Linked DNA regions of Homo sapiens: region 2 is linked to region 1. Evidence: read pairs that join two places in POLR2A ChIA-PET (ENCODE). Cell type or tissue: PC-3. All regions are shown on one strand. Each heading gives the region's core, and the rest is flanking DNA. Links, peaks and the distances in the headings are about the cores only.

Evidence for each region. Peaks named below come from ENCODE experiments on the same cell type or tissue, not always from the same donor. Only the 100,000 strongest peaks of a DNase experiment are listed, where the experiment ranks them.
Region 2: POLR2A ChIA-PET joins it to region 1 with 11 read pairs; 2 of 35 experiments call an interaction of 5 or more read pairs at or near these places.

What each region holds. Positions count from the first base shown.
Region 1 is chr14:61,859,499-61,875,372 of GRCh38, forward strand. All of the region lies in intron 1 of SYT16 (synaptotagmin 16), which reads left to right. It also overlaps the pseudogene MOCS3P1. Among named protein-coding and RNA genes, the nearest start is that of SYT16, 55 kb to the left of the region's middle. In PC-3, for the core only: no CTCF peak of the experiment used is centred there; a DNase peak (open chromatin) is centred at 7,933; H3K27ac peaks cover 1,526 bases.
Region 2 is chr14:61,797,136-61,813,009 of GRCh38, forward strand. SYT16 (synaptotagmin 16) reads left to right here and starts at 15,568. Exons shown (of 8, transcript NM_001367656.1): 1 at 15,568-15,675. In PC-3, for the core only: no CTCF peak of the experiment used is centred there; no DNase peak of the experiment used is centred there.

The DNA.
Region 1 (15,874 bases), core at 3,255-11,254:
GCCCATCTTTTCCGCTCGGAAAACCCCTCTCTCTCTCGACAGAGAGAGCTGTTTCTCTTCTTCTGCCTATTAAACCTTTACTCCTAAAGGTTTAGGACACAGACACAAACTCCTTGTGTCTGTGTCCTAAATTTTCCAATGCCAAATGGTGAGCCCCTGGATATATACCCCAGACAATGTAGCCTCCTCAGCACTGGAAAACCAAATTAAGTCACCTGAGATTCCTAGCTCAAGTGCTCACAGGAAGATGAAGGCATCTGGGAAGTGTGGGGAGGACATTGGCACACTTGGGGCTCCAAGCGAACTATATTATAATAAGCAGCAACACATTGACTCCCTAAAGACTAACATAAATCCATTTGAAGGCATCTTAAGGTTCTAAGGTTGAAATAATTTTATAATTCTTTGTTTGGAAAAGTACATTCAAAAGAAAACAAAAAGATGTGGATAAGGTCGGGGACATATAAAACAAGTCCCTAAATAGATGACAGACCTTGTCCATATACCCACATACAGTTGCCACAGAAATAAACAGTACCCTTCTCCTCAATTAGGCTCAATAGTTGTCTTTTCCACTGTGGTTCAGTACGTTTTAATGGTTCCACCTTGAAATAGGTAACAATCTTTGGAAAAAGTCACTCTAGGTTGCACAAAGGTTTTATGTTTACAGTTTGGTACAAGTAACAAAGCTACTTTGAAAGAACTGCTTCTTTCCAAACAACAACAACAACAACAACAAACCATTCTAGCCTGTATTTGTTTGGGTGTGATTTATTTTTAGTTTTCATTTTTTGCAAAGCAGCACAGAAGCAATTATAGGAGTGTAGTAATAACCTTTGTAAACATCATTTGCATATCAGTAAGAACTGATTGTCTTTCATTCCTTTTTAGTGAAAGAGGAAGCAAGATGATCAACTCAGAGTGAATAAGGTGGGGAGGTGCTGGCAATTTGAGATTTGTCATCTAGGACTGCAGTGCACAAAGTGGCCAGTTGGGGAGCCCTTGGTTACTGACTTGCCAGGAGATGAGTACAGAAAGTGAGAGCAAGCTTTTAGAAACTGTTATAGCACTTGACATTGCTGTAACATTTTTATTGTATTTTTAAAAAGTATTGGTCTATAATAGATTGGAAATAAAAACATCTAGTCCTCACAGCAGATAGTTTAAGAGGCACTGGGCCAAGAGAATGGGAGAAAATGGAGTAGGGAAAAGTAGAAAGATTGCTGCACTACATTGAGGATCCACCTGAGGCTTGAGGCCATGAATTTCATGTGAGGCCATTCGATTCAAGAGTGTTTTTCTCCAGCCTTGTTTAGCTATGTTGATACAGGCAGTGTTGGATTTTACCAGGGTGTGGTTTTGCTAAGTGGGCCTAATGCAGTGGGAAGATGCAAGTGTTGAGGAAGTATTCAAGTGAGGTGTACGGAGACTGACCATGGCATTTTAAGCTGGGGGAAGAAGAAAGCAATCGGAGGAGGGTGAGAGGCAGTGACGAAAGTGGTAGGATGGATGGAATCTAGGACCAGGAAGAATCAAGTTGGCTGGAGTTGGAATGTAGGACCAGCAAGGAGTGAACTAGAAGTATGGAAGGTGGTGATCAGAGAGTGGGATTTCTGATAATGAGATTCATCACAATACTGCTCACCAACTGGGAGGGAATCTGAATTAATTATTTTGTATATATCCAGTGGACTATTTTGTAGCCATTAGAGCTCATGTTGTCATTCTATTTCTTTATGGGCACAGAAATGTTCAGGATATCTTAAGTGAAAAAAGCTTACCAATTTGCAAAATTAAGTGGCAAAATTTACTAATTTTTTTTGGTAAAAATATAAACATTTTAATGCACAGAAGTCTTAACTGTGGTAGTATCTGGATGGTTGAATCACAGATGCCTTTTACTTTCTTTCGGATAATCTCCTTTTTGTTTTCGAGACAGGGTCTCCCTCTGTTGCCCAGGCTGGAGTGCAGTGCAAACATGACTCACTACAGCCTTGATCTCTTGGGCTCAGGCTCTTGCTTCAGCCCCCCACGTAGCTGGGACCACAGGCACGTGCCACCATGCCTGGCTTATTTTTATATTTTTTGTAGAAAGGGGGTTTTGGCATGTTGCCCAGGCTGGTCTCGAATTCCTGGGCTCAAGCAATCTGCCCACATTGGCCTCCCAACGTGCTGGGATTACAGGTATGGGCCACCATGCCCAGCCTGTTTGATAGAATTCTTACATAGGCATATTTTAGAGATACTGGGGATTCAGTTCCAGCCTATTGCAATAAAGCAAGTATCTCAATAAAGTGAGTCACACAAATGTTTTGGTTTCCTAGTGCATATAAAAGTTACGTTTACACCATGCTATAGTTTATTAAGTATACAATAGCATCATATCCAAAAAAATACCTACCTTAATGAAATATACTTTATTGCTAAAAAAATACTGGCACAGAGTCACAAAGTGAGCACATACTTTGGAAAAATAGTGCTGACAGACTTGCTTGATGTAGGGTTGCTACAAACTTTCAATTTGTAAAAAAAACACACACAATATCTGCAAATCACAATAAAATGAAGCGCAATAAAGTGAGTTATGTGTGCTTTATTGTTATATTCTTATAGCTTTATGAAAGTATAATTTGCATGCAAAAATTCACCAGTTTTAAGTGTACCATCCTATAACTTTTGACAAGTGTGTAGTTTTGAAACTACCACCACATTCATCTTGTAGAACATTTCTCTCATGCCAAAAAATTTCCCTTGTCGCCCATTGCAGTCAGTCTCCTCTCCCACCTCCCGGACCCTGGAAACCAGTGATCTGCTTTCCATCATGATAGTTTTGTCTTCTCTAAAATTTTATATAGATGGGATCATATCATATGTCATCCTTTGTGTCTGGCTTCTTTCACTTAACATAATGCTTTGGAGATTCATCATTGTTCTTGTGTGCATCAATGTTTATTCCCTTTTAAAAAGTAGACATATTTTAGAGTAGTTTTAGGTTCACACTAAAATTGAAGGGGAGGTGCAGGGATTTCCCACCCATGCCCTGCCCCTACACATGCACAGCCTTCTTCACTATCAGCATCTCCCACTAGACTGATACATTTGTTAACACTGAGGAACCTACCCTGGCATATCATCATCATCCAGAGTCCATTAAGGTTCACTCTTGGTGTTGTACATTCTCTGAGTTTGGACAAATGTATAGTGACATGTATTCATTATAGTATCATACAGAGTAGTTTCACTGCCCTAAACATTTTCTGTGCTCTGTCCATTCGTCCTTCTACCCTTTCTAACCCCTGGCAATTACTGATATTTTTACTGTCTCCACAGTTTTTGTCTTTTCCATAATGTCATATGGTTGGAATCATACAGGATATAACCTTTTCAGATTGACTTCTTTCACTTTGTAATATGCATTTAAATTTCCTCCATGGCTTGTCATGGGTTGATAGCTTATTTCTTTTTAGCACCGAATAATGTTCTATTGTCTAGATTCACCACAGTTTGTTTATCCATTTACCTATTGAGGGACATCTTGGTTGCTTCCAAGTTTTGGCAATTATGAGTAAAGCTGCTATAAACATTCATGTGCAGTTTTTTGTGTGGACATATATTTTCACGTCCTTTGGGTAAATCCTAAGGAGAATGACTGCTGGATCATATGGTAAAAGTGTGTTTAGTTTGTTAAGAAACTTCCAAACCGTCTTCCAAAGTGGTTGTACCATTTTGCATTCCCACCAGCAGTGAATGAGAGTTCCTGTTGTTCCGCAACCTCTCCAGCATTTGGTGTTGCCAGTGTTCTGGATTTTGGCTATTCTTATACATGGTATCTCATTGTTTTAATTTACCTTTCCCTGACAACATATAATCTGGAACATCTTTTTACATGTTTATTTGCCATCTGCGCATCTTCTTTGGTGAGGTGTTTGTAAAGCTCTTTGGCCCATTTTTCAATCAGGTTGTTTGTGTTCTTACTGTTGAATTTTAAGAGTTCTTTGTATATTTTGGATAACAGTTCTTTATCAGATAGTGTTTTGCAAATATCTTATTCCAGTCTGTGGCATATGTTCTCATTCACTTGACTTTCTCTTTCACAGAGCGGAAAGATTTAATTTTAATAAAGTCCAACTTATCAATTCTTTCTTTTGTGGATTGTGCCTTTGCTGCCGCATGTAAAAAATCATCACCAAATCCAGATCATCCAGATTTTCTCCTATGTTATCTTCTAGGGGTTTTGTAGTTTAGTGTTTTACATTTAAGGCTGTGATCCATTTTGAGTTAATTTTTGTGAAGGGTGAAATGTCTGTCTAGATTCATTTTTTTTTTGCATATCAATGCCCAGTTGTTCCAGCACCAGTCGTGGAAAAGATTATCTTTGCTCCATTGTATTGCCTTTGCTCCTTTGTCAAAAATCAGTTGACTGTATGTATGTGGGTCTAATTCTTGGCCCTCTGTTTTATTCTATTGATCGATTTATTCTTTCACCAATGCTACATTGTCTGTAGTTTTATAGCACGTCTTGAAGTTGGGTAGTATCAGTCCTCCAACTTTGTTCTTCTTCAATACTGCATGGACTATTCTGGTAATTTGTTCTGTTTTATGTGGAGGAATATACTTTTGTATGAATAGACCACAATTTGTTTATCCATTCACCAATTGGTAGACTTGGGGTTGTTTCAAATTTTCCACTATTATGAATAAAACTATTACGACCCAGGAGGAGGTACTCCCCTTACAGGCTGACGTTGTCCAACGTGAGGAGGAATTGAATTCCCTGAAGCAGAAGCTGGCAGCGGCCCTTTTGGCGGAGCAGGAACCGCAGCCAGAACGACTGGTTTCGGTGTTGCAGCTGCCGCGGAAGGCCGCTGTGTTCCAAGATGAGATTCTGCGCTCTAGCCGGCAGTTAGTGCTGCCCGAGCTGGGCGTGCACAGACACGTGCTAGTCGTGGGCTGCGGTGGGCTCCGCTGTCCACTGGCGCAGTACTTGGCAGCGGCCAGCGTGGGCCGCCTTGGCCTTGTGGATTATGATGTGGTAGAGATGAGCAACCTGGCCTACCAAGTGCTGCATGGCGAGGCACTGGCTGCACAGGCCAAGGCCGCTTCGGCCGCCGCCTCGCTGCGCGGCCTCAATTTGGCGGTGGAATGAGTGCGGTACTCTCAGGCCCTTTTATGCCGGTCCCTACCCTAGACCCGCTCCGCCGATATGATGTGGTGGCGACTGCTCGGACAACGTGTCCACTCGCTACCTGGTTAATGACGCATGTGGCTGGCCGGTTGGGCCCTAGTGTCTGCCAGCGCCTGGAGGGCTAAATCACAGTCTACCATTATGACGGTGGGCCTTGCTATCGCTGCATATTCTCCCAGCCACCCCCGGCGGAGACAGTGACCAACTGCGCGGATGGCGGGATGCTCCGTGTCTTAACCGGGGTCCTGGGCTGCCTGCAGGCCTTGAAAGTGCTGAAAATTGCTGCGAGTCTGGGCCCCTCTTACAGTGGCAGCCTGTTGCTCTTTGATGCCCTGAGAGGGCATTTCTGCTGTATTCGGCTGCGGAGCTGCAGGCTCGACTGTGCAGCTTGCGGGAAATGGCCCACTGTGACTCATCTGCTGGACTATGAAGCCTTCTGTGGCTCCTCAGCCACCGATAAATGCCGCTCCCTGCAGTTACTGGGCCCAGAGGATCGTGTTTCTGTCACTGACTATAAGCGACTTCTGGATTCTGGGGCACCCCATCTGTTGCTGGACATCAGGCCTAAGATGGAGGTGAGCATCTGTCTTTTGCCTCATGCCCTACACATCCCTCTGAACGCAGGGATGCGGAGAGCCTGAAGCTCTTAGGAGAAGCAGTCCGGAAAGGGAAACAGGGCACACAAGAAGGGGCTGCTCTCCTCATTTATGTGATTTACAAACTGGGAAATGAATCACAGAAAGCCGTGAAGATCCTCCAGGCCTCATCAGCAGCTCAAGAGTTAGACTATTTAACAGTTTGGAATATTGTGGGGGACCTCATGGCCTGGGCTGCCCAAAACGGTGGAACATTTCCACAGTACTAAGGTGACTGGTATAGTCTGATGGGAAAGATGTGGATTGCCGTAATACCGCAAAGATATATTTATTTGCATTTTTCAGTAATATACATAGGAGCTGGAGATTCTACAGTATCTGTGAATACATGGACTCCTTTTTTATAAAGAGTTTTAAAAATTGTTATATATTGGGTGACTTATTAATGGATTATACTGTTTCTGGGAATCATCATTTTTTTTCAGCACATGGAGGGTGTCTTGAACATGTGAGATGTAATGTGACAGGATTTTGTATTTAAGCTGCAGATCATTTACCTGTCCTTATTTTCCACCTCCCCCAGTCAAAATGCTTTCTAAATCATTTTATATCTGGAATTAAGGTGCAGTAAACTTAGTCTTACGAAATTGATCACAGATTATATACTTAGGATCAGTTTACTGTTTACTTAAGAAATTATTGGATCTTATTAATATTTCAGATGATAGAATACATCCTACAGAAATACATGTTTAAAATGTAAGTTGTTTTAATTATTCAGAAAGTGGGTCATTCTATTTGGCATTTTGAATTAGTATCAAAATGAGATCTTTAAAGTTTACCAAAATAAAGGAAACCACCTTTGTAGTCTGAAAAAAAAAACTATTATGAATACTCGTGTATAAGTATTTGTGTGGATACATGCTTTAATTTTTCTTGGGTAAATACCTAGGAGTTGACTTGCTGGGGCTGGGTTATATGGTAGATGGGTACACATTTAGCTCTACAAAAAATTGCCAAAAAAGGAAGAGGAGGGTGGGGGAGAAAGGAAAAAATAATTGCCAAAATGTTTTCCATAGTGGCTGTACCATTTTGTATTCTCCCTAGCAATGTATGACATTTCCAGTTGCTTTACATCTTCTATTATACTTGATATCATCAATTTATTTTTATTTTTGTCATTCTCATGGTTATAACAAGGTATCTCATGTTGGTTTTAATTTGCATTTTTCCAATGACTAATGATGTTGACCATCTTCTCATATGCTTATTTGCCATCTATACCTATTCTTTGGTAATATATGTGTTCAAATCTTTTGTTCATTTAAAAATTATGTTTGTCTTATTATTGCATTATGAGGGTTCTTTAGTGTGCATACAAGTTCTTTGTCAGATATGTATTTTGCAAATACTCTCCTGTAGTCTGTGGCTTGCCTTTTAGTTTTTCTAACAGCATGCTTTAAAGAGTAAAAATTTTAAATTTTGATAAAATCCAATTATTTTTTCTTTTATATTTAGTGCCTTCTGTGTTCTACAGAAGAAATCTTTGCCTAATCCAAAGTCAAAAGAATTTTCTCCAATGTTTTTTCCTAGAAGTTTTATAGTTTTAGATGTTACATTTAGATCTGTGATGCATTTTATATTTTTGCTTATGTTGTGAGCTAAGGGTCTAGGCTCATTTTTTTTTTCATATGCACATGTAATTATTTTAATAGCACTTGTTGAGATTATCCTTTCCCGGTTGCATTATCTAGGCATTTTTCCTGAAAAGTATTTATATATGTTTGAGATTATTTCTGGAGTCTCTCTTCTCTTTCATTGTTCTATGTGTCTATCTTTATGCTAATATCATACTGCTTTGATTACTGTAGCTTTATATATAATAAGTGTTGAAATCAGGTAGTGTAAATCTTTTTCTTTTTCATTTTTTCAATCCTGTTTTGGGTAATCTAGGTCATTTTATTTCCATGTCAATTTTAGAATTAACTCATCATTTTCTGTGAATAAATTCTTCCTGGATTTTCTTGTTTGTACGTTAAAATTTGTTGAGAAAAAGAAATAAATGGCATATAGGTTGAAAAGGAGGAAGTAAAACCCTTTATTTGCTGATTTAACCTCACGGTGACTCATTTTCTCATGCGGTTTGTGAGAATTTTGCTAGTTTGTCTTCAGTGAATTTCCCCTGTAGCCAACGTCTAGAAGACCCATATGCTCTGAACTATGAATTGGAATCTACATAAAAGCTACGAGAATTAATAAATGAGTCTAACAAGATGCAAGGGAAAATATACAAAAATTGTTTTTCTATATACTAGCAATTAACTTAAAACAATATTATTTACAATGAAAATACATTACTATTTACAATAAAAAACAATACTATTTACATCAGCATAAGAAATATGACAGACTTAGGAAGTGATTTAACAAGTTTGTACTGTTGAATAGGATGACCTTGCTCCCAGTCTTGGGGGAAAGCATTTAGTCTTTTACCATTAAGTCTGCTGTTGCTTGTAGATTTTTCAAAGATGCTCTTTATGAAGTTGAGGCAGTTTCCTTCTATTCCTAGTTTGCTGAAAGTTTTGATCAAAAATAGATGTTGAATTTTGCCAAGTGCTTTTTCTGCATCTGTAGAGAAGATCATATGGTTTTCTTTAACTAGTCTGTTAATATGTTGAATTACATTGAGTTTTGAATGTTGAATCAGTCTTGTATTATTGGGATAAACTCCACTTGTTCTTATGTATTACCTCTTTTAGGTTGGGTTTCTTTGGATAACATTTTAAGAGTTTTGTGTGTCTATATTCTTGTTCATGAAAAATATTGGTCTAAATTTTCTTTCCCTAAAGTAGAGAGTAGAATAATAGTTGCCAGAGTCTGGGAAGGGTAGTCTGGGAAGGATTTAAAGAGATGTTCTTTCTCTCTTTTCTGAGAATGGTGTCTTCTCTCTTTTTTTAATCTTAATCAGTGTGATTAGAGGTTTATCAATTTTATTGTTTTTTCCAAAGAAATAACATTTGGTTTAGATTTTTTTGTTATTTAAAAAAATTTTATTTCCTTAATTTTTGCTTTCATCTGCTTATTATTACCTTTCATCTGCTTACTTTGTTATATTTTGCTCTTATTTGTCAGATTTCTTAAAATGGAAGCATTGATTTTAAATATTTGTATTTTTATAATATAAGCACTACTTTTGCTGCATTGCATTCATTTTGGTATATTTTGTCTTCATTTTTATTCATTTCAAAAAATTTTTAAATTTCCCTTTTGACTTCTTTTAATCATGGGATATTTATAAGTATGTTCTTTAGTTTCCAAATATTTGGGGGAACTGTCTAGAAACCTTTTTATTATTGATTTCTTATTTAACTCTCTTTCAATAACATTTGTATGAGATGATTCCTTTTAAATGTGTTAAGACTTGTTTTGTTGCCCAGATTATGGTCTGGGTAAATGTCCCATGTTCACTTTATAAGAATATTTTGTTTTTGTTGGTTGTTCTATAAATGCTGATTAATTTTATTGATAGTGTTTTTCTAGTGTTTTATATCCTTACTGAATTTCTGTCTACTTTTTCTATCAATTATTGAGGTTCTGGTATTAAAATATCCAACAATGCTTATGAATTAGTCTGTACATTTATCCTTCTAATTCCATCAGCATTTGCTTCATGCATTTTGAAGTTTTTTATTATCTGAATAAACATTCAAGATTTCTATGTACTCCTGATGACTTGATCCCTTTATGATTATGAAATGATCCTTTTCTTTGGTAATATTTTATTGTGAAATTTAACCTTAGTATAGCCACTCAGCTTTATTTCGGTTAGTTTTAGTGTGGTTTATCTTTTTTCTATCTTTTTTACTTGTAATAATTCTGTCTTTTTACTTAAAGAGTATTTCCTGCAGATAGCATACATAGTTGAGTATTGTCCTTTTATCCAATTTTATAGTCTGTTTTTTAGTTGGTGAGTTTAGACATTTCCATTTAAGGTTGGATTTAAACCTACCATTTTATTATTTGTTTTCTATTTGTCTTACCGTCTTTATTCTTTTTGCTTTGTTTCTACCTTCTTTTGGATTAAATGAAAATTTATTAATATTATATTTTAGGTTTTTTTGGCTTATTAGCTCTATCTTTTTTGTTGTTTAATGGTTGCTCTAGAGTTTACAGTATAACTTTTAAATTTATCAACATCTACTTTCAAATAATATTACAGTGATTTCCACATATTTTAAGAAACTTAAAATTGTATAGTTCTATTTCTCTTGGTCTTTGTGTTGTTGTCATACATTTTACTGCCACATATGTTATACACCCAACTGCTGTGGACTGAATGTTTGTATCCCTCCACAACTCACCTATTGAAGCCTAATGCCCAATGTGATGGCATTTGTAGGTGAAAGCTTTGGGAGATAGTTAGGTCAAGAGAATGGATCCCTCATGAATGAGATTAGGGTCCTTATAATAAGAGACATGAGAGAGTTTTCTTTCCCTTTTTTTGTTCTCTGCCATGTGAGGTTATGAAGAGAAGATGGCTATCTGCAAACCTGGGAGCAGGCTCTAACCAGACACTACATCTTCCAGTGCCTTGAACTTGGACTTCCCTCCCCACAGAACTGTGAGAAATAAATATTTGTTGTTTAAACCACCCAATCTGCTAATTTGTTATAGAAGCCCAAATTGACCAAGATACACAACAATATGTTATTATCTTTGCTTTAGAAGTTATCTTCTAAGTATATTAAAAATAAGAAAAAATTTATATCTAGTCACTCTTTTACCATTTCTGATGCTCTTCATCCCTTTGTGTAGATACAAATTTCCATCTGGTATTATTTGCCTTTTACTGAAGGACTTCCTTTACTATGTGCAATGATGCTCATGATATATTCTTTTAGATTTTGCATGTCTGAAAAAGTATTTACTTTCATTTTTGAAGGATATTTTTGCTAGATATAGACTTCTAGTTTGCCAGCTATTTTGTTCATTGCTTTAAATACGTTGTTCCACTGTCTTCTGACTTGCATTGTTTCTGATGAGAAATATATTGTCATTCTCATTGCTGTTCCTTTGTATGTAATGTGATATCTTTTTTTTTTCTTGCCTGCTTTTCAGTTTTTCTTTGTCACTGTTTTTTTAGATACCTGATGATGATGTACTTTAGTTTGGTGTTCTTATTGTTTCTGCTTGGGGTTTACCAAACTCCTTGGATATGTAGGTTTATAATTTTCTTCATATTGGTAAACTTTTTTGGCCAATTGTTTCTTCAAATATTTTTGCTACACTTCTTTTCTCTGAAACTCCAGTTATATGTATGGTAGGCCACATGATGTTATCTTCTTTTGAGTTTCTTTTCTTAAAAGTCTTTTTACTCTGTGTGTTTTATTTTGTCTAGGTTTTATTGCAATGTCTTCATGTCCCTAAATCTTCTACAATAACTAATCTGTTAATCTCATCAGTGTATTTTTCATCTCAGTTATTATATTATTCATCTCCATAAATTTGACCTATGTCTCTTTTTATCTTCCATTTCTGTTCTCAATATGCCTTTGTGGAGTACATTTATAATAGCCGTTTTAACTACCTTGCCTAATAATTCTATAATCTCTGTCATTACTGGGTCTGTTTCTAGTTATTGAATCCCTCCCACTCCCACTCCCCATTTTTCTTTTTTGCCTGCCTGGTAATTTTTGGTTGGATGTTAGATATTGTGAATTTTATATTGTTGGACGGTGGTTCATTTTATTTCTTTAAGTATTTTTGGCTATGTTCTGGAAGGCAGTTAAGCCAGCTTGACTTCATCTAGTTTTGTTGAAACTTGCTTTTAAACCTTTTTAGATGGGTATAAATCATCCGATAATCTACTGCTAATTTGGCCCTACTAATGAGGCAATCAACCTTTAAGTATTCCACTTTATACTCTATATATTAGTATTTTTTGCCCACTGGCTAGTGACAATGTAAATTATTCCCAGCTTTTTATGAGCTCTAGGGATTTTTTGATTGTACCTTTCTGGTGGTTCTTTTCCTGGTCTTGTTAGTTTCTTAATACACATGTGCTGATCTGTACTCAAAGACTCAAAGGAAATCCTGTCTGTGAATGTCTCTTCTGCAGTGCTTTACCCCACAAATTCTAGTCACTGTGGCTTCCCCAAACTCCACCCTGCTTCTATTCAACTCAGCAAGACTCTGTTCTGGGTCTGTTTGGGCTCCCCTTCCCTGTCCCGTGACCTGCTCTCCAGGCAGTGAGCTGGAGCACCCACAGGGATCACTTCATTCATTTATTCTTTCTCTCAGGGATCACCATTTAGTGTTGCCTGCTTTCCTGCATCTTTAAAAACCATTATTTTATATATTTTGTCCAGTGTTGTGGTTGTTTAAGGCAGAAAGATAAATTTAATCCCTATTACTATATTATGATCAGAGCTGGATTCCTTAACTTTTTCACATGAAATTACAATAATTATAAAAACAATACCGCATTATAGACAATATATTAAATGATATAAAATGCCCTTCTATAAAGTGTTGTCATAGCACATTTTCTTTCAGTAGTTTTTGTCCTCTATGAAGTTTTTAGGCAATATTGTTGGTAAAATGAGACTTTGGAGTTGCTTGACCCTACAATTTATTATCACTGTTCCATTTTTAATTCTTTTTTATTTTGGGAATATTATCTTCTTTAAGACTCATTTTCTTACCAGTAAAATGTGTGGGTAATTGTACCTTCCTTGCAATATTGTAGCAGGGATTGAAAATAAAATATGAAGTATTCAATAAATAGTAGTTATCAATAGTTTCAATTACACTATGTATGCAGCTTCATACCTTGATTTTAAAACAATTATAAACATTTGCTATATTGTCTTATAGCATTGATTGATGCATAATGAATGGCCCAATGCATACTCATAAACTCTTCCCTTATTTTTGTTTATTTCTTTGTAAATACATATTTTTAATTGATATATAATAGATGTACCTATTTTTAGAGTACATATATAATGTTTTGATACTTTCATATAATGTGTAAAGATCAAGTCAGGGTAATTGGGATATCAATCCTCTTAAATATTTATCTTTTTTTAATGTTAGGTCTTCCCTTATTTTTGGATATCTGGTTTATTTATAATTTTCTCCCTTAATATACCATCATACCTGGGGCTGTCTTATCTAAATTTAAAAGTTCTTAATACAGCCAATTTGAAGATAAGTCTTGATTTGAAACATGTTTGAGATCTTCCTGCATTAGTTCACATGAATTTAACTGGATCTCAGCAGCTTCAACTCTTCATTGTGCTTTTCCTGCCCCTTCCTGTTTCTTCTCAAGAGAAGACAATTTCTTGCTCATTATTTTCTGTGGTAACTGAGAAGAGGAACTGAGTAGAAAGGTGTTGGGCTGCTAAGACCCAGGGCACATCCCATATAGAATTCTTTCTACTCTGTTTTGTGCTTTGGGGAATACAGACGTTGGTTCAGCTGCCCTCATCACAGCTCATGGCTTCTCTTGTTTTATTCTCTTTCAGGGCAGGGAGTTAGCTCTTGTCTGGATGCCTAATTCAATCTCTATTGACTATGTTTAGTTTTGCATAAATTGTTTACACATTGGTAAAAATAATTCATTAATCTTTTCTGGTAAACAGTTACAATGACAATAATTTGATTTTGAGTAGAATACAGATGAGACTCATATTAAAACGTTGTATTCATAGGTAGGATGTATCCAAAAGCAATTTCATTAGCCTTATCTGTTTGTTTTTTTCATGAAAGGCAATCATTTGTTAAAGAGGGTTCAATGTTTTACTGAGAATGGGCCAACTAAAATATTGATTATAGATAGATCCTTCCTGGGAAAAGAGGACCCATGAGTTATAAAAACCTGTGAAATTTAAGTATATGATCTCAAATAGTCCCTAATGTTTGCTATTGCAAGCTTGGAGAGTCCTTGGTTGAAAAAGCATAATTCTTTCCCCGAAAGAGTTATAGGCTTTTCCCATTATCTGAAGAGAAACCACCATGTCACAGCCAATCAGGAATGAAATGGGATGAGAGGATGGATAGGCATTTTTTCCTGGTTCATCTCAGGCCTCTTTCTGTCATGCTGGGTTTGCCTCGCTTCTCCTTAACAAACCGTCTTTCCTTTTTCTCCTACTGTCTTTCCACCAGAGCCCTGGCTGCCACTGGCCCCTTCCTTCGTACTTACTGCCTATGCCCATTGGCCACAGAGCTTGATGTTGTTCAGAATATTCACCTGAAAATGAATCTCTTTTGTGAATAACATTTATTCATAGCCTAACTTTGATGCATTTTTAAAAAATCATTTTCTCACATGAGTAGGGGAGGTACAAAGTGAGCAAAGTGGGAAGAGAATCCATGTGTAATACCCCAAGGGTGAATATTCACAGGAGTGCTAAAATGTCCCTAATTAATGAACCATTTCCTATTCTGACCAGTAATCTAAGCTATCCATCATCATATAAAAAACAGAACTACATGTTATGATAGCCAAAAGTAGGATGATGTCTTCCTCTACCCTGTGGTCTTTTAGGAAACCATAACTGATGGCAGTTCTTTCTAGAGGTATTAAAACGGGATGGTGGGCCTTTTAAAATTTTCGTATGTATTGTGAAATGTTGGATATGTTTAGTGAGGAGTTGTCAGTGTTTTAAGTAAAGGAGAATATATTCTGCCTTCAGTAATTGCATTAATACTCAGAATAATTAATACTCAGAAAAATACTCAGATTAATACTCAGAAATACTCAGAAAAATGTGATGACCAATTTTGGAGGTGAATTTGGGGGTAAGAGCTGCTGATGGCACCAGCGTTATAGAGGATGGTGAATATGAACTGTGAACTCTAGTTGCATAGAATTTTGCAAAACAATTTTGTTCCTATTGACAAGGGACAGTCCCTTTCAAAGACATTACTGTGGAACTCTATTAAGTGCAGGAGAGGAAAGTGTGACCTGGAAATACAGTTGACCCTTGAACAATGTGGGCTTGGACTGTGTGGATCCACTCACATGTGGATGTTTTCCTACCAGACAGCATTTGCGGGATGTGAATGCCACATATCTGGAGGGCCGACTTTTTGTATGAGTGGGTTCCACAGGGCCTACTGCAGGACTTGAGTGTATGTGGATTTTTTTATATGAGGGGGTGATGGTTCCTAGAACAAATCCCTTGTGTATACCGAGGAACAACTGTACATACACAATATATTTTTATATCAGACAAGGTACAGAGAATATTTCTTTCTTGTGTCATCACACGTTTGTGCCCAGGTATTACAGTGCTTCAAAGATAAGTCTTCATACCTTTAATTTATATTTGAAAAAAAGTTAGAGTCCATCCAGATGAGACTCTTTGGGACCATAAAGTAGACAATTTTCTCTGTAGTATCCAAACTGAAAGCCTAAATGGCTCTTGTATTAAATAGGCTAGTTTTATAGAATTTAACATTTTCAGAGCCAATGCAGCAAGATTTTTTTTTTTTTTTTTTACATGTTCTAACACTTTGCACATAAGAAATTTTCCATTTGGTGTGAGGCATGTGCCAAATGATGGAATGTATTGCCACGTTAGAGTCTGGTTATTCTAAATATAAAATTAAAAGGAAAAGTAGGGAGATGAGCTCCAGAAAATGGAAAGAAAACACACTGAATTTTTTCTCTTTGGGGAGAGTTTTATTCTGGGGACATTGGAATAGTTACCTGAGCATTCAAAACTTTGCTATGCAAAGTGCAGTTGTGGATCAGTAACCTGCCTGGGAGCTTGTTAGAGCTGTGGAATTTTAGGCGTACTAAATCAGTCTACATTTTGGCACAATTGCCATGAGATTCATAAGCAGATTACAGTTTGAGAAGCATTGCTCAAAATTGATAAGGGCTGCTCTGTGCATCACCTGATATCAGTGTTATGGCTTTAGAGTATAGATGTAATGCTTCTTGATCCTTGGGGAATATTCTTATACAAAAAGGGCTGTGTCAACCTGTATCTCCCTTCTGTGACTTTGACCTTTCTATGTTTGGTTACATTCCTAGTTGGAAGTGAGGAATCAGGGAATCTTTGGGAATTAGAGAAATTTA
Region 2 (15,874 bases), core at 3,959-11,958, 62 kb before region 1:
GTAGCTGAGTCTACAGGTGTGTGACCACATGCTTGGCTAATTTTTTTTTTTTTTTTTTTTGATACAGAGTCTCCCTCTGTCACCCAGGATGGAGTGCAGTGACATGATCCTGGCTCACTGCAACCTCCGCCTCCCGGGTTCAAGCGATTCTTCTGTCTCAGCCTCCCGAGTAGCTGGGATTACAGGCATGCATTACCATGCCCGGCTTTTATATTTTTAGTAGAGATGGGGTTTCACTATGTTGGCCAGGCTGGTCTCAAACTCCTGACTTCAAGCGATCTACCTGCCTTGGCCTCCCAAAGTGCTGGGATTACAGGAGTGCACCACCGCACCCGGCCGCAATAGTGAGTTTTTCATGAGTATATGTTGAAGATAAGGTATGAATCAGTTGATAGACTTGCTTTAAATATGAAATTGAAGTTCATTGAACAGAGTTCAATCTGTGTTTTACAGTGAGTTTTCAAAATTAAAGTATGAAGTCCAAATACTAGTTATCTATTAAGCTACTTATATTGCCAACTTAATTATAATAGCTGTACCAAGTGATAAAGGCATGATTTCAGTATTAAATATTTGCTGAATTAATATTTTGTGGGAGAAGAAGGGTCGTGGCAGTGTATATAAACATACACTGTGTTTTAAAATCATACCACTCCCAGAAATCCCCGTATATGAAAGTGTTGTTCAAAGTAGATAATTAGAATTAGAGTAGTATTAATGTTATATACCAGGTTTATTTGGGGTATCTTAAAACCCATGAATAAAAAGTGGAGTCATAAGGAAAATGCAGCTTGTATGGATGCTTAATTAGGGGAATATTTTTCACTTTGGAAGTAAAGTATCCTAATTTCTTCAGAAGAAAACTACCCTGGGAATATGCAGTTCTCTATGAGAAATCATAGTGTCATCTTTGTTTTTTTTTTGTAGTACTATTATGAGTTTATGTTGTAAGCACATCCAAGATCCCATCTGGGTTTATAACCCCTTTGTCTTAATAACTCAAAGTTTTCCTAACTGTGAGTGGATATATTCAATGAGGAGAAACATTCCCAGTCTCTTTAATACCCAATTAAAGTGATTGTTCCCTGAGACAGACACAGTTGTACCATTTGCAAGCAAAAGGAAAGACAATGAACAAACTTTTGAGCAAAGGCTTTGTCTTATATAGGGATTTTTCAGAACAGCGATTTATTAGGGAACTACGTTAAAAACTTTAAAGTGCTACAAAACTATTTTACTGACTTGTTCAAAAATATTAAGAACTGCAGAGTGCTTTGGAAATGGAAATGCAAAGATATAAACGCTAAACTTCAAAATAATTACAGCTAAAAAGTAAGCTTTTAAAAAGTACTTGGATGCCAAGGAAACCAAAGTAATTGTGTGGTGACTTTTGAAGCGGCTTTTTAAAGTTATAATAATTGAAAGCTTATGTGTTTACACAGATCTTCAGATTGATATGAGACCAAGCTCTCATGGCTTGACAACTGAAGGAGACCCAGGTTTCTTTTTTTTAACTTGAATTGGCTACAATACATATTTTATTTCCAATAACCTATTTTGGTTATGACAAAAGATTTACACATGTATATAGAGATAAAATATCTTTAATTGCGGTATCTTTAAAAATGAGCTTTATGGGCTGGAAATTACTTTCATTTTGATGTAAAGAGCCCAGGAAAATAAGCATAATTACTAATGCCTTCCTAACTTACCCTTGATTCTTGAATTCTAGTTTAAAGAATGCTTGCTTTTTAAATGCCATTGAGCAAACTCTGTGGGTGCTTAAGTATTCACGTTTTCATTTTGAACACGTTTTCATTTCATCTTTTGAACAACTATAGAGTAATTTTCATTGCACATTTTTCTTATTCCCTTTATGAAAGTAAATGTCAAAGCCTCGACTTCGGGTTGTATAATTTTTTTTATGTGGTATTTTTTATGCCTGACTTATTTATTTTAATGTGCTGTATATTGCAGGTCTGAATTTTTCTTTTTATGATGAATTCGGGCTGCGTCCTTTAAGTTACAAGGAACAAAGTCACATTGACATTATCTTAAATGCTGGAGGCTTATTTTAATACTTGATCAGAGGCACAACTTCTTGGAGAGCTGGAAAAAAAATGTAGTGAACACCAGCAGCTTAGACGGCTGGGCTGAGTCCTTGCTTTTGAAGTGGATGTCTATTGCCCTGTAGTTACAATGTGCATCCTCTTATTCATGTGCTCTCCAGCTTCCCTGCCCACTTTCCCCTTTGCTACTTCTCTTGTTCTCTATAGTCCCTGAAAGAGGATCAGATTGATTCTATTAGTTATAATCCAAAATAGAGCTCCCTGATAGGGTGCAGATTATTCTGGCTACTGGCCTCCTTTTTTTTTTTTTTTTTTTTTTTTGAGATGGAGTTTCGTTCTTTCACCCAGTCTGGAGTGAAGAGCCGCAATCTTGGATCACTGCAACCTCCACCCCCCAGGTTCAAGTGATTCTCCTGCCTCAGCCTCCCAAGTAGCTGGGACTACAGGTATGTGCCACCACGCCCGGCTAATTTTTTTTTTTGTATTTTTAATAGAGACGGGGTTTCACCATGTTGGCCAGGCTGGTCCCAAACTCTTGACCTCAGGATCTACTCCTCTTGGCCTCCCCAAGTGCTAGGATTACAGGTGTGAGCCACCACACCCAGCCCCGCCTCCCTCCCCCACTTTTTTTGAGACAGAGTCTTGCTCTGTGGCCCAGGCTGGAGTGCAGTGGTGCCATCTCGGCTCACTGCAACCTCCACCTCCTGTGCTCAAGCAATTCTCCTGCCTCAACCTCCTGAATAGCTAGGATTACAGATGCGCACCACCACACCTGGCTAATTTTTGTATTTTTAGTAGAGATGGGGTTTCACCATGTTAGCCAGGCTGGTCTTGAACTCCTGACCTCAAGTGATCCGCCTGCCTTGGCCTCCCAAAGTGCTGGGATTACAGGTGTGAGCCACCACACCCGGCCTGGCCTCCCTTATGTCCAACTGAAAGGATGATGCCCCTTAACTAGGACATAGATCCCTGATACAATCAATTGTGGACAGTATAGAAGGGTCGTATACCTCAGGACAGGGCAAATTATGGGGAAGGACCCAACTCTGTCAGCTTTCTGCAGAAGGGGTTGTGAGTAGGGCAAGCCTGTAACATTTCATGGATTTGTCATTCTATTCATGGATTTGATGGAAATGATAATGATGGCAAACACAGTCGTAAATATTTTAACTTCATAATGTAAACAAGTAATGGCAAAAATGTTCACTTGGCTGGACATGGTGGCTAATGCCTGTAATCCCAGCACTTTGGGAGTCTGAGGCAGGTGGATCACCTGAGGTCCGGAGTTCAAGACCAGCCTGGCCAACATGGTGAAACCCTATCTGTACTAAAAACACAAAAATTAGCCGTGTGTGATGGCACGTGCATGTAGTCCCAGCTACTTGGGAGGCTGAAGTGGGAGAATCACTTGAACCAGGAGGTGGAGGCTGCAGTGAGCCAAGATTGCACCACTGCACTCCAGCCTGGGGGACAGAGTGAGACTTTATCTCAAAAAAAAAAAGAGAAAAGAAAAAAAAAAGTTCAGTTGATGCAGCATTGCACAGTGGAAGAGTATCAGACAGCGTGGATTTGCTCTGAGATTACAATCTGCATATGAGACGTAATAAAATCTACCTGTAAGTTAGGGATGGATATATCCCATTTTATCCTCTTCCATCCTTTGAGATATTGTCATCATATTTTACTGCTATGATATAAACCCCATCATACAGTTATATTCTTACTTTAAATAAAGGAAAAAATAGGAGAAAAAGCTGTTACATTTACCCACATGGGAACCTTATCCACTGCTCTTCATTCCTTCATGCAAATCTATGCTTTCACCTGGGACAATTTTCCCTCAGCCTGGAGACATTCTTTTAATTTATTGAAGCTTAGTTCTGTTGGAGATCAATTCTATCAGATTTTGTTTTTCTGAGTCTTTATTTAACCATTTTTGAAGGATATTTTTCCTGGATTTGAATTCTAGGTAGACACCTCTTTTCTTTCATCACGTTAAGGATTGTTGCATGTCTTCAGCCTTCATTGTTTCTGATGAGAAGTTTTCATTCTTACCCATTTTTTGGTATATAACACGCCCTTTTTCTCTGGCCACTTTTAAGTTTTTTTTTTTTTTTTTTTTTACTTTATTTTCAGCCATTTGCATGATGTGCCTAGTGCAGTTAATTTTTCCAGTATATTGTATATGTTTTTCTGTACTGGTCTCACTTGCTTCTCTTTCTAGGACTCCAATTACATGTCTGTTAACTGCTTAATACTGTCCCAAATGTTATTGTGGCTTCCTCCCACACCCCCAGTAATTTTTCTCTCCGTGCTTCAGATTGAATGATTTGACTTGTCTTCAAGTTCATGAATTATTTCTTCTTTTGTATTCAATCTGCTGTTAATCCCATTCAATAACTTTAATTTTAGATGTAGTATTTTTCAGTTCTAACATTTCTCCTTGGTTCTTCTTCATGGTTTTCATATCTGCACTGAAATGTCCCATTTCTTCACCAATTATAACATTTTTTGCTGTAGGTTTATACTATTTTATAGATACTATAAATTTATACTGTAGGTGCTATAAGTTTAGCAAATTTAGCTACCTTGAAGTGTTTGCTAGTTTCAACATTGGGGGCATCAGTATGTCTGTTTCCCCCAAAGAGTATATCTGTTTTTATTGACCGATTTATTTTTTTATTGACTGTGGTTTACATTTTCATGTTTCTTTCCCTGTCTACTAATATTTTATTGTATGATAATACATGTTAGGGACTCTGAATTCTATCACCTTCCTCTAAAGAGTGTTGAGTTTTGTTCTATAAGGCAGTTAAGTTATGACAGAGCATCTTATACTTAAAGGGGCTTGATTGTAGGCTTTGTCAGGGTGGATCTATTCAGCTTGATCCTTAGTTTTAGGGCAAATCCCTTAGTCCTGGAAGTGGTCCCTAAATCTAAGGTGTGGGCTTTTTGAAGTTTAATGGAAACCGTGAAGTGTTTGCCACATCACTCTATTCTTGCAAGACTTGAACTTTGAACTCAGGAGACCTTTGGGTGGTCAGCTGCTGAAATACCCACTCGGGACTTTCAGATTTCTAGCTCTTTGCCCTAGAATCATGGGGGTTTTTGCCTTGCTTGCAGCCAAAGATCTGAGGGGATTTTATACACAGATTTTGGAGTTTCTATGATTGCTCCTTTTAGGGATTTCCCATCTTGACTTCTAACCACTCTGACAGCCCAAACTCCATTCTCTGACTCCTCAGATAGGTAAGACTATGACATTCTGCCTGAGTCCTACCTGCCCAGTGCCATGGACAGGGGAGTGCACTCAGGTAAAGTTGTATAAACATGCATATCTCCTTTACAGCATTGAATCCCTTACAGTTGCTATCACGGAAAGTAATCATTAGGTGACATCCCCCTATTTACCCTGAAGTTACTGAACCATCTTCCCTGGATTTGTGCAGGGTGTCTCCTAATTTACGAAGATTCCAATTAGATTGGGAGTATGACTTAACTCATTTAAGTCACCCAAATGCTATTTGATCATAATTTAGTGTCTTGTTAACCTAATGGCTTGAAATAAATTGACGCACTTCTGAAAATAGGGTAAAAATCCCTGATTTTTCAAGGAGGCTAATCTTCCGTAAATGCTAAGCACTATAGAATCAATTATGTTATTAATTTGCTCTTGGTTGCAAGCTACAAAGCTTGATCAGGCTAATTACAGATTATGCTCTGAGGAAAATATTTTTATATGCACTATTTTTTTCTTGCAGGCACTTTAATATGAGGTTTTAAAAAACCTTACTTAAGACAAATAAAAAAGAAAACCTTCATGTAATTACTTTACCTGCAGGCTAATTTTTAAATACTTCAACACCGTAACAATTAAATGGGCTATGTTAGCTTCAGTTGACAACATTTATTTATTTATTTATTTGCAATGAGACCTCATAATATCCACCAGGCTGGTCTCGAACTCCTGGGCTCAAGAGATCCTCTTGTCTTAGCCTCCCAAATAGCTGGGCCTACAGGTGCCAGCCATTCTGCCTAGCTAGTTGATCACTTTTAGGGAAGGCAACACCCACAAGATTTGTTGGACCTGAACTTCTTATGGTGTGTCTGATTTTAAATGAAATGAATTTTGCTAAAGTCTCACAAATGGTTAACTCTTCTGCCTTTATTACATGTTTTAAATAGTTGATTTATCTCTTAGTTTCTTGCAGCATAATTGGTATATTGCTTCTCTTGCTAACATGTCATTTTACTGTAGGTGGTTAACTGAATGTATTCTCTCTGTAAATTTCAACAAGTTGCTCATAAAATTTTCCCAGCAGAAACTTTTTGTTTCGTATTTAAAAACTGAATACACTGTCCTTTATTTAGAGAGTGTATGTTTGGAAAATCATCCTGTTTATTTGTAAATAAAGATGAACCAGCCAGTCACAAGATATAGTTTGTCTTGTTACCACTTAAAAAAATCCCTTATATTTACAAATATAATTCATTCACAAAACTACCCTTGATAGAATTAGGACTAAATTGCTTTATAATGTTTCTGGATCTCCATAATTGAGACTGAATTTCCTCAGAAAAGAAAATGAAGAATATAGAGTGACTCCTCAGGGTTGTCAAGTCAGAATCACCTTGTTCTTTGGTGGATTTAAATATGTTTTCTGATATAAAGTTTTAACAAAATGAGGAGACTATCTCTAGCAATTTGTACAGGCTAGATGACTACAGGAAATGAAACCAGGCAGGTGTAGCCTACTAGGAAGGCCTCGTTTGGCCTGAAACTTGTGGTGCCAAGAGGAGATAAGTCCTGGCCTGGTCAATAGCTCCATCCATTTAGTTTTTAATTTTTACTTTTTTTGTTCTGTATCTGAGAGTTTATTTATATCTGTCTAGATACGTTTTATATTTTCTTGTTCTTTGATTAGCTTTTCAGTTTCATATTTTATTTCTTCAAATATTTCAAGCATAATTAATTTACATCCTGTATATTAATTTCAGTATCTGCAATTCAACCAGTCAGTCTATTATTTGTTGTTTTGCTGATTCTCACTCTTGGTGATTTGTATCCTTGTTGTATTTGGTGGTGATCTTTATTTGGAGCTCAAATTTTCTTATACTGAATCCTGTGGATTTAATTTGGGATGCTCTCCTTTAGAGAGGATTTATGTTTGATTCTGCTATGAGCCAAGAATACTATTGTTCTGATACCTCTAAAGTCCTTTGAGTCCTTGGAATCTTAGGTTACACTCCAAGTTTGATCTTTTGATTTCAGGAATTATTAGATGAACTCTGCTTCATTGGTTTCTACTCCACTTGCTTAATATCCTACTGCCTCTTGCTCTGGTTTCAGCTAATTGTTTTGTTTTTCTCCTTGGAGATTCTGCTACTTTCTGGTGAGCACAGGAATGCATTAACCTTTTTCTTTAGTAGTATATTCAGGAGGGATGAGAAGGCCCTTTGAAAATATCTGTCTGTCATCCTGCCAGAAGTGGAAAGTCCTAGTGGGTATTAATTTATCAGAAGAAGAAACAAAGGCACAAAGATGGCATGTAGTATGCTTAAGATCACAGAGCTGGTGAGTAGTGAGGCTGTTATTGGAAGCCATGTGGTCTGGCTCCAGAGCCTACGATTTTAACCACCACACACGAGTCTGAACCTCAGTGGATATTGTATAAGTATTGCAAAGAATACATTCATGTAGAGCCCTCATGAATGTGATTAGTGCCCTTATAAAAGAGGCCCCAGAGAGACCCCTTACCCCTTCCACCGTGTGAGGTGACAGGGAGGAATGGACCCTTGCTGGGCACTGAATCTGCCAGCTACTTGATCTTGGACTTCCCAGCCTCCAGAACTGTGAGAAATAAATTTATGTTGCTTACCAGCACCCAGTTTACTGCGTTTTATTATAGCAGCCCAAAGAGACTAAGACAGTTAGTAAATGAGGACTTAATTATAGAGAACTGTGACCAGTTCACTATCTTCATGGAGGATAAAAAGAAGGATAAGAAGACTTTCAAAATAGATATCTTTAATTAGATATGAGTAAGATATTTTAAAAGTTTGTTAACACTAAATTTGTTTCCTAGTGGCTACTTGTCAGCATTTAGTGGCTCTTCATTGTAGATAGAGAAAACTGAAGCAGAAACTCCTAGGTGTGAAATTCCAGGTCTCCAGGCAGTTTTATTATTCTGTAACCAGCTGCTGCTACCTGAGCTAGGTAAGTATTAGATGTATTAGGATGTATTAGAAACACCCGGCTAGCTCATGTGCGGATTACAGTGTCCCATTGCTGGCTTCAGATCCAGTAAGTGTTGGTTAGGGGCTAAAAATCTGCATTTTTAACAATTTTCCAGGTGATTCTGGGCTGGGTAATCTGAGGCTTATACTTGGTGAAAGCTGGCCTAGGCTTGTCTTTGGCAAAAATGGAGATTTATGATAATGCATTCCTGGGTCCCTGTTCTCTCTCTCGTCCAAGCATACTTAACCCCAGGGTGAGTGTGTCTTGCTTGAGACTGTTAGTGTTATTTCCATAACTGTGTACTTTTTGGGCTATTTTTTGAATGACTGCTAAAAAGTCCTTTTTTTTTTCTTTCCCCCAAGACAGAGTCTTGCTCTGTCACCCACACTGGACTGCAGTGGCGCAATCTTGGTTCACTGCAACCTCCACCTTCTGGGTTCCAGCAATTCTCCTGCCTCAGCCTCCCATGTAGCTGGGACTACAGGCACACACCACAATGCCTGGCTAATTTTTGTATTTTTAGTAGAGATGGGGTTTCCCCATGTTGACCAAGCTGTCTCGAACTCCTGACCCTCAAGTGATCCTCCCGCCTTGGCCTCCCAAAGTGCTGGGATTACAGGCGTGATCCACTGTGCTCAGCCTAAAAAGTACTTTTTAAAAATAGGCTTTATTTAGTGACAATAAAAATATCAATAGAGTATTCACACATATGGCTTTGAACAGTACAGCCATCCGTTTGACCTACTTGTCTGCCTAGTCTACAGACTCTTATTTTTCCCTGAAACTGGTTATTCCCACACTTAATTCTACTTGTAAATTTCTACCTCATAGATTCCTTAACTACTCGCCTTGCCTGTACGTGTTCAGACAGCATAGGGACAACTTGGAGTGGGAGACAGGCAACCATAAGCCAGTGGTTTTCTGGGTTTAGGTCACTGAATTTCTCCAGTCATTGTTGGAAATTTAACCATCAAACCTAGGCCCTGCCTTCCACCTTCCAGACCAGAATTCTACCTGAGTGGCCCTGTCTTACTTCTGTTCATTCTCCATATGACTTGCAAGGATTAAATCAGAACGTAATCCTATTTATTATCTAATGGCTATTTTTAAGATCCTATAATTTTTATTACCATATTCTATGTCATATTTGAATGTTCTGAAGTTCTTGAGTTCAGAGGCTTAGGAAATATACAGAGATACTATTGCAAAGAGATATAGACACCTAATGAAACTCAAAGATAAGTTCTATAAAAACAATTAAAAAATGCCTCTCCTTTGGTGTCAGATAAAATGCTCAGTAGCTTGCAGGCCACACGCACAGCTAAAATAATTTTTCCATTTCCACCTACGGCAACAAAGAAAAAGCAATAGCTATTTCAACCAGAAATAGTCTCCACGGTGACACAGACCCACTCAGCATGTGGCTGCAGCCCTTCACCCTGCCTTGCTCTCATTTCTTGTTTATAGCCGGAGTGTTGATATAGTCAGCAGGATGCGGTCATCAGCCAAGGGTCAGAGGGCCTATACAGTAACTTCTGTGCAGTTGTATAAAAGGTCTTTGTCCTACCTTATTCTGGAAATTAACTTAAGCAATGTGAATGGTGACATCTGAATTACAATTATGGCAAATAAGTCAGAAGAGCCCTGCAAGAATCATAAATTATCTTTGCTGAAGTTTTTTTTTTTTTGTTTGTTTGTTTTGGTTTTTTTTTTTGAGAGGGAGTCTTGCTCTGTCACCAGGCTGGAGTGCAGTGGCATGATCTCAGCTCACTGCAATCTCTGACTCCCTGGTTCGAACAATTCTCCTGCCTGCCTCAGCTTCCCGAGTAGCTGCGATTACAGGCACGTGCCACCACGCCCAGCTAATTTTTGTATTTTTAGTACAGACAAGGTTTCACCATGTTGGCAAGGCTGGTCTTGAACTCCTGACCTCGTGATCCGCCTGCCTCGGCCTCCCAAAGTGCTGGGATTATAGGCTTGAGCCACCGTGCCTGGCCAGCTAAAACATTTTTAATGCAATTGTTCAGTCTTGCCCTTTCTCTGTCCCAATCTCTATTATGTATATACAGTCCCAAGAGCTAACATTCACCCAGACCACCTGAGCCTGTCCTCCTACCCTTCATCTTCAAGGTTTCCAGGCCCTGGGCATTCTCCTCAGCATTCTCCCTCTTCACTCCTGCTGTGGCTTCACTCATTTCTTCCAACCCCCTGAGCCCTATGGCTGGCTATTTTGGGGACACAGTAACCCAGAATTCAATTTCCATTTGCTTCCACTACCTGCTTCCAAATGGCTGCCTTGCCTTCTGCACTTCTGAGGTCTAATTCCAGGAGGGCCCCCACTGCTGGCCGGAAGTCCTTCTCTTCTATTCATCCCTTTCATTTCCTCTTCCTAATAGAGACATCTTAAAACCTCTTCCATGCTCCTAAATCCTCAAATCCACCTCTTCCACTTCCTTCTTGGCAACTAAGCTCAGGTCCTATATTGTAGAGAAACTTGAGACCACATCGCATGCCTGAGCTCCCTCAACCTCCCTCTTCATAAAATCCTTTTGCATCATAACATTCTCTTTCTCTACTTATGTTTCTGAGACTGAAAATGGTTCGTTTATCAAAGATGAAATTCTCTGCCTGTCCTGGCCATGCTGCCACTAACACCTGTTCCTACCTTTCTTTGCATTTTATTTTTGAGACAGAGTTTCCCTCTGTTACCCAGGCTGGAGTGCAATGGTGTGATCTCGGCTCACTGTAACCTCCGCCTCCCAGGTTCAAGCGATTCTCCTGCCTCAGCCTCCCAAGTAGCTGGGATTACAGGCTCCTGCCACCACGCCTGGCTAATTTTTGTAGTTTTAGTAGAGATGAGGTTTCACCATGTTGGCCAGGGTGGTCTCGAACTCCTGATCTCAGGTGATCTGCCCTCCTTGGCCTCCCAAATTGCTGGGATCACAGGTGTGAGCCACCACGCCTGGCCTTTTCTTTGCATTTTAGATCTTTCCTCTCTAGTGGCTCTTTCCTCTTGCTTCATAAGTGTACTGAAGAAATCCTAGCTTGCTATGGAGTTATGCATTTTTCATTCCTGTTACATAATTTCACGTATCATATGGGTCTCCCCATCTCTAACTAAACTTTACTATCTCCGGCCTTAGGTGTGGAGGCAACCAAAAGATCCAAAATCTTGGCTTTTGAATTTCAAAGGTGAAGGTCCAAATGTAAGACACAGAGATTTGCAAGAAAGCAGGATGTTTCAAGAGTGAGTTTTCCAGCCTGTTAGGAGATAGGTTTCCTTAGCCATGGAGAGGGGAAGGGACATAAAGGACAGCAGTGAGGCAAGAGTCTGCCGAGGGTATACGAAGACGATGGCAGACACTGACGGTGGGCCAGGCAGTCATTCCCACCCCCTTCTTCCTTGTTGGCAGAATCCACTTTGTGCCATAAACGCTGAAAATAACAGATGCTTGCGTTCCCAGCCTCCAGTGCCACCAGAATGGTGGAGAAGGCCTTTGAGGGCTTTTACAAAGATTTCTTTCTCTGATAAAAAGAAAGAGACGAGGCTGGGCGCGGTGGCTCACGCCTGTAACCCCAGCACTTTGGGAGGCTGAGGTGGGTGGATTACTTGAGGTCAGGAGATTGAGACCGTCCTGGCCAACATGGTGAAACCCTGTCTCTACTAAAAATACAAAAATTAGCTGGGCATGGTGGTGGAAGCCTGTAATCCCAGCTACTCGGGAGGCTGAGGCAGGAGAATCACTTAAACCCGGGAGGCTGAGGTTACAGTGAGCCAAGATCACACCACTGCACTCCAGCCTGGGAGACAGAGTGAGACTCTGTCTCAAATTAAAAAAAAAAAGAAAAAAGAAAAAAAAAGAGTGAGAATGACAAGGAGGAATATCCCCCTCTCCTACCAGATTTGGGAGATTTTGTGCTGCAGCAGCCTTACTGCCGAGGAGGAAAGTGGGGAGTCCAAGTTCTTATGGGCGTTGTGGAGATGCTAAATCAACCACGGGTGGATCCCTTGATATATAACAAGGTGTGTTATTGTTTAAGCCACCTTATGCAGTTACATGGGGCTGAAAACATCCAATACCCCTTCTTAGAAAAGCATCCCATTGTCATGCATTGGCTGGGAGGTGGTAGAACTTCCAGATAGGCTGGGGAAATTGAGCCATAAGGGGACCTTTGTCTCATGTCACATTAAATGTCTTGCTTGGTGGTCCATCATGCAGAGCTCCCCTCCACCACATAGTAAGGGAATGGTAAGAAAGAAATGGTTGTTTGGCTTGTTAGAAAAGGCCTGAGACTCCACAGATCTCACTGTTTTCTTAGAATGGAATGGGTGAGTAGCCAAACTTGTCCTCTCCAGAGCAACAGGAAAGTCAAGGAGAAAAAGTCAGACCTGAAGGGGCTTTGGTGTGGAGGAGAAGACAGAGTGGTGGCTGCCACCCACACTCATGGCTGTGGAGGTCTGACGAGCTCTGAGGTCCAGACAGAAGAGGTACCTCCCAAAAGGGACAGATGGGGCCTGATACCTCTTACCATCCCTGATGCTACCCAACCTGTCCTTCCAAACATGGATGCAACCCCAAGAAAAAATGGGGAAGGAAAACTCTGAATTGCCTGAGAAAAGCCTGAATCGATGTTTACCTTGAACTGAGTAAAATCAAACTCCCTAACAATGGGTCTAATAGGGGCTTGGGCCAGAAAGTTAATTTGGTTATAGAAAAGTGAAAATTTATTCTTTTATATATTAAATACTTGAATATGTGTACAGAAATCTATCTTAAAGCAAAACAAAACAAAAAACCCATCTTATCTTGATCCTGCTCTCTTCCAAAGCTCTCCATCCTCTTTCATTCCTTCACCATTAAACTTTTTAAGAGAATTATCTATGCTTGGGGCCTCCGCCTCTATGAAATCTACTTGTTCATTAACCCCTTCTCATCTGACATCTGGTGCTATGCAAACCTGCTATCCAACAGGTCCATTATTCAGAAATCATTTATTGAACATATCCTTTGAATTGTCATTTTTTTTCCTTTTTCTCATTTGGAAAAGCCAGTTTGATTAATGCATAAGGAGCCTCACACATGTTCCACTGACCCTTCAATTGAATCCAAGCCCAACCCACCCTTTTTGCCCTCACACCAGCTTAACCTCCTGGTTTGTGAGCTCCAAACAGGTTGAAGACTCCAGGGTCATGTTTAATTCTTTTTTCCTTTAACCTCCTGGTTTGTGAGCTCCAAACAGGTTAAAGACTCCAGGGTCATGTTTAATTCTTTTTTCCTTTTCCCCATCCAACCCACTTCCAGAGTGTTGGCTTTTGGGTCTACTGCAGATGGTTGTTGTGAAAGACAAATGAACCAGGTCTCTGTGGTTCTTAACTAGAAGTCTGCTTCAGAATCACCTGTGTTAAAACAAATAAAGGCTAAACACAATTTAAAAAAAGGACACCCCTAAGTGCTACTCTAGGTGGACTGAATCAGAATGTGGAGCCTGATCAGAATATTCTCTCCCTCATCGTGCTCTGTGAACTGACCAGAGAGGACTCCTGTGTTGTTCTCTGGCAGTTTTCTGTCTGCCTAGCCACGTGGGAGCTAGTGGATAGGCAGACGGGAGCCTTGCTCCTGAGTCTTCTCAGCATCCAGCCCGGGGCTGATTGGGTTGAATGTGCATCTCCAAATGCATCAAATGGATTGTATCTTTGTATTTTTATTTTATTTTATTTTTAAGACAGGGTCTCATTCTGTCACCCAGGCTGGAGTGCAGTAGTATGATCTCAGCTCACTGCGGCCTTCACCTCCCAGCCTCAAGTGATCTTCCCCCTCAGCCTACTGAGTAGCTGGGACCACAGGCATGCACCACCAGCCTGGCTAATTTTTGTTTTATTTTTTCTAGAGACAGGGTCTCACTATGTTGCCCAGGCTTGTCTCAAACTCTTGGGCTCAAGCTATCCACCTGCCTAGACCTCTCAAAGTGCTAGGATTACAGGCGTGAACCCGGCCCTTTTTTCTTCTTTTAAAAACTAGGGACAGGGTCTTGCTCTTTCACCCAGGCTGGAGTGCAGTGGTGCAATCATAGTTTACTGCAGACTTGAACTCCCGGGCTAAAGTGATTCTCCTACTTTGGCCTCCCAAAGTGTTGGGATTACAGGCTTAAGCCACCATGCCTGGGCGAAATGTATTGTATCTTTAAGAAGTATCTAGCCTGCCATGTAATTTAGGGGATGTGTTTGAGCCATTTGATCCTTCACATGATGGATCTGGTGGTGGAGACGGGGGTTTCTAATGTACAACTGTCCCCTAATATATTAGGTTGGTGCAAAAGTAATGGCAGAATAATCCAATAATCCATCAGAAATTGGTTTTTGGACTTCAAGAAGATGTATACAACATCATTCTGAACTGACAGCCTCAGTTCAGAGCCCTCCTGAACCACAATGGCCTGTGAGGCACAAGACTCCGGCTCACTCATTCGGCCTGGTCCACTTACTTACTCTAGCGTCCATCCCTAGTCAGTGGCAGGGCTGTAGTTGGCTATGATCATGTATCAGTTGCTCATCCAGTGGACGTCCAATCAGTTAGTTGGCCATTCATTCATTCATTCATGCAGGCATCCAGTTATAAAGACATCCATTCACCCACTCAACAGAAATCTGCTGAGAGCCTACTACGTGCTGGGAACTATTTTCACATCGGAGACAAAACAGAGGGTGACATGAAGAGCACGGCCCACTTGGAGCCTACGGAGATGGCGTTGAGCGGTTTCGCAGGAGAGCTCCTGCCCCGGAGGATTAATGCCCAGCACCTGGCTCATCCTCCCCACACCCCTAGCTCTTCTCCCGCTTTGCTCCTTCCAGCTGGGGCTGAGCATGGGGTCCCAACCCCGCTGGTGAGAAGCTCGAGGTAGGGATGAAGCGGAGAATGGAAAAGGTGACTCGAAAACAAGGATATAGCGGGAACGTTGTAGGAAAGGTGGCGTGGAGAGGCGACCCTAGCGTGGCCGGGAGCGTGTTTCCAAGTTGCGGCGAGCATCCTCTTTGGGGGAGGGGCGGGAAAGGAAAGGAGGGGAGGGGGACGGACGCGGCGAGGCGAGGAGGGGGAGATCCAGCCTCTAGGCGCCGCAGCTCGGCCGTTCTGCCCGGGAGGCTGGGCTCTCAGGACGCCGGCGGCGGCCGCAGGGCTGGCGGCTGCTGGGCGCGGGGCGGCGCGGGGCGGCGCGGCGCGGCGGGGGCGCGCGGCAGGAGGGGCTGTGCGCGGCGCGGCCCCCGAGCGCACCGGGCCTGCCGAGGAGCGCGCGCCCGGCCGGGCTCGGCGCCGGTTTCCCGAACCTGGGCGGCCGTCGGGCAGCCCCCTCGTCCGACCATGGCGACTGACAGTGAGTGCGCTCCGGCCGCGGAGGCCAGGGGTGGGGGGAGGCCGCGGTGCCCAGGGTGGGAAGTTCGATTTCAGACGCTGCCTTTGTGCTGGCTCGCGGCAGCAGCGGCCGGGTCCCTCTCCGCTCCTCACCCTTGGCTGCCTGGCGGGGCTTGAAAGGGCAGGTGGCCCTGGCGGCGCGCCCCGCGAGGGATGTGGCA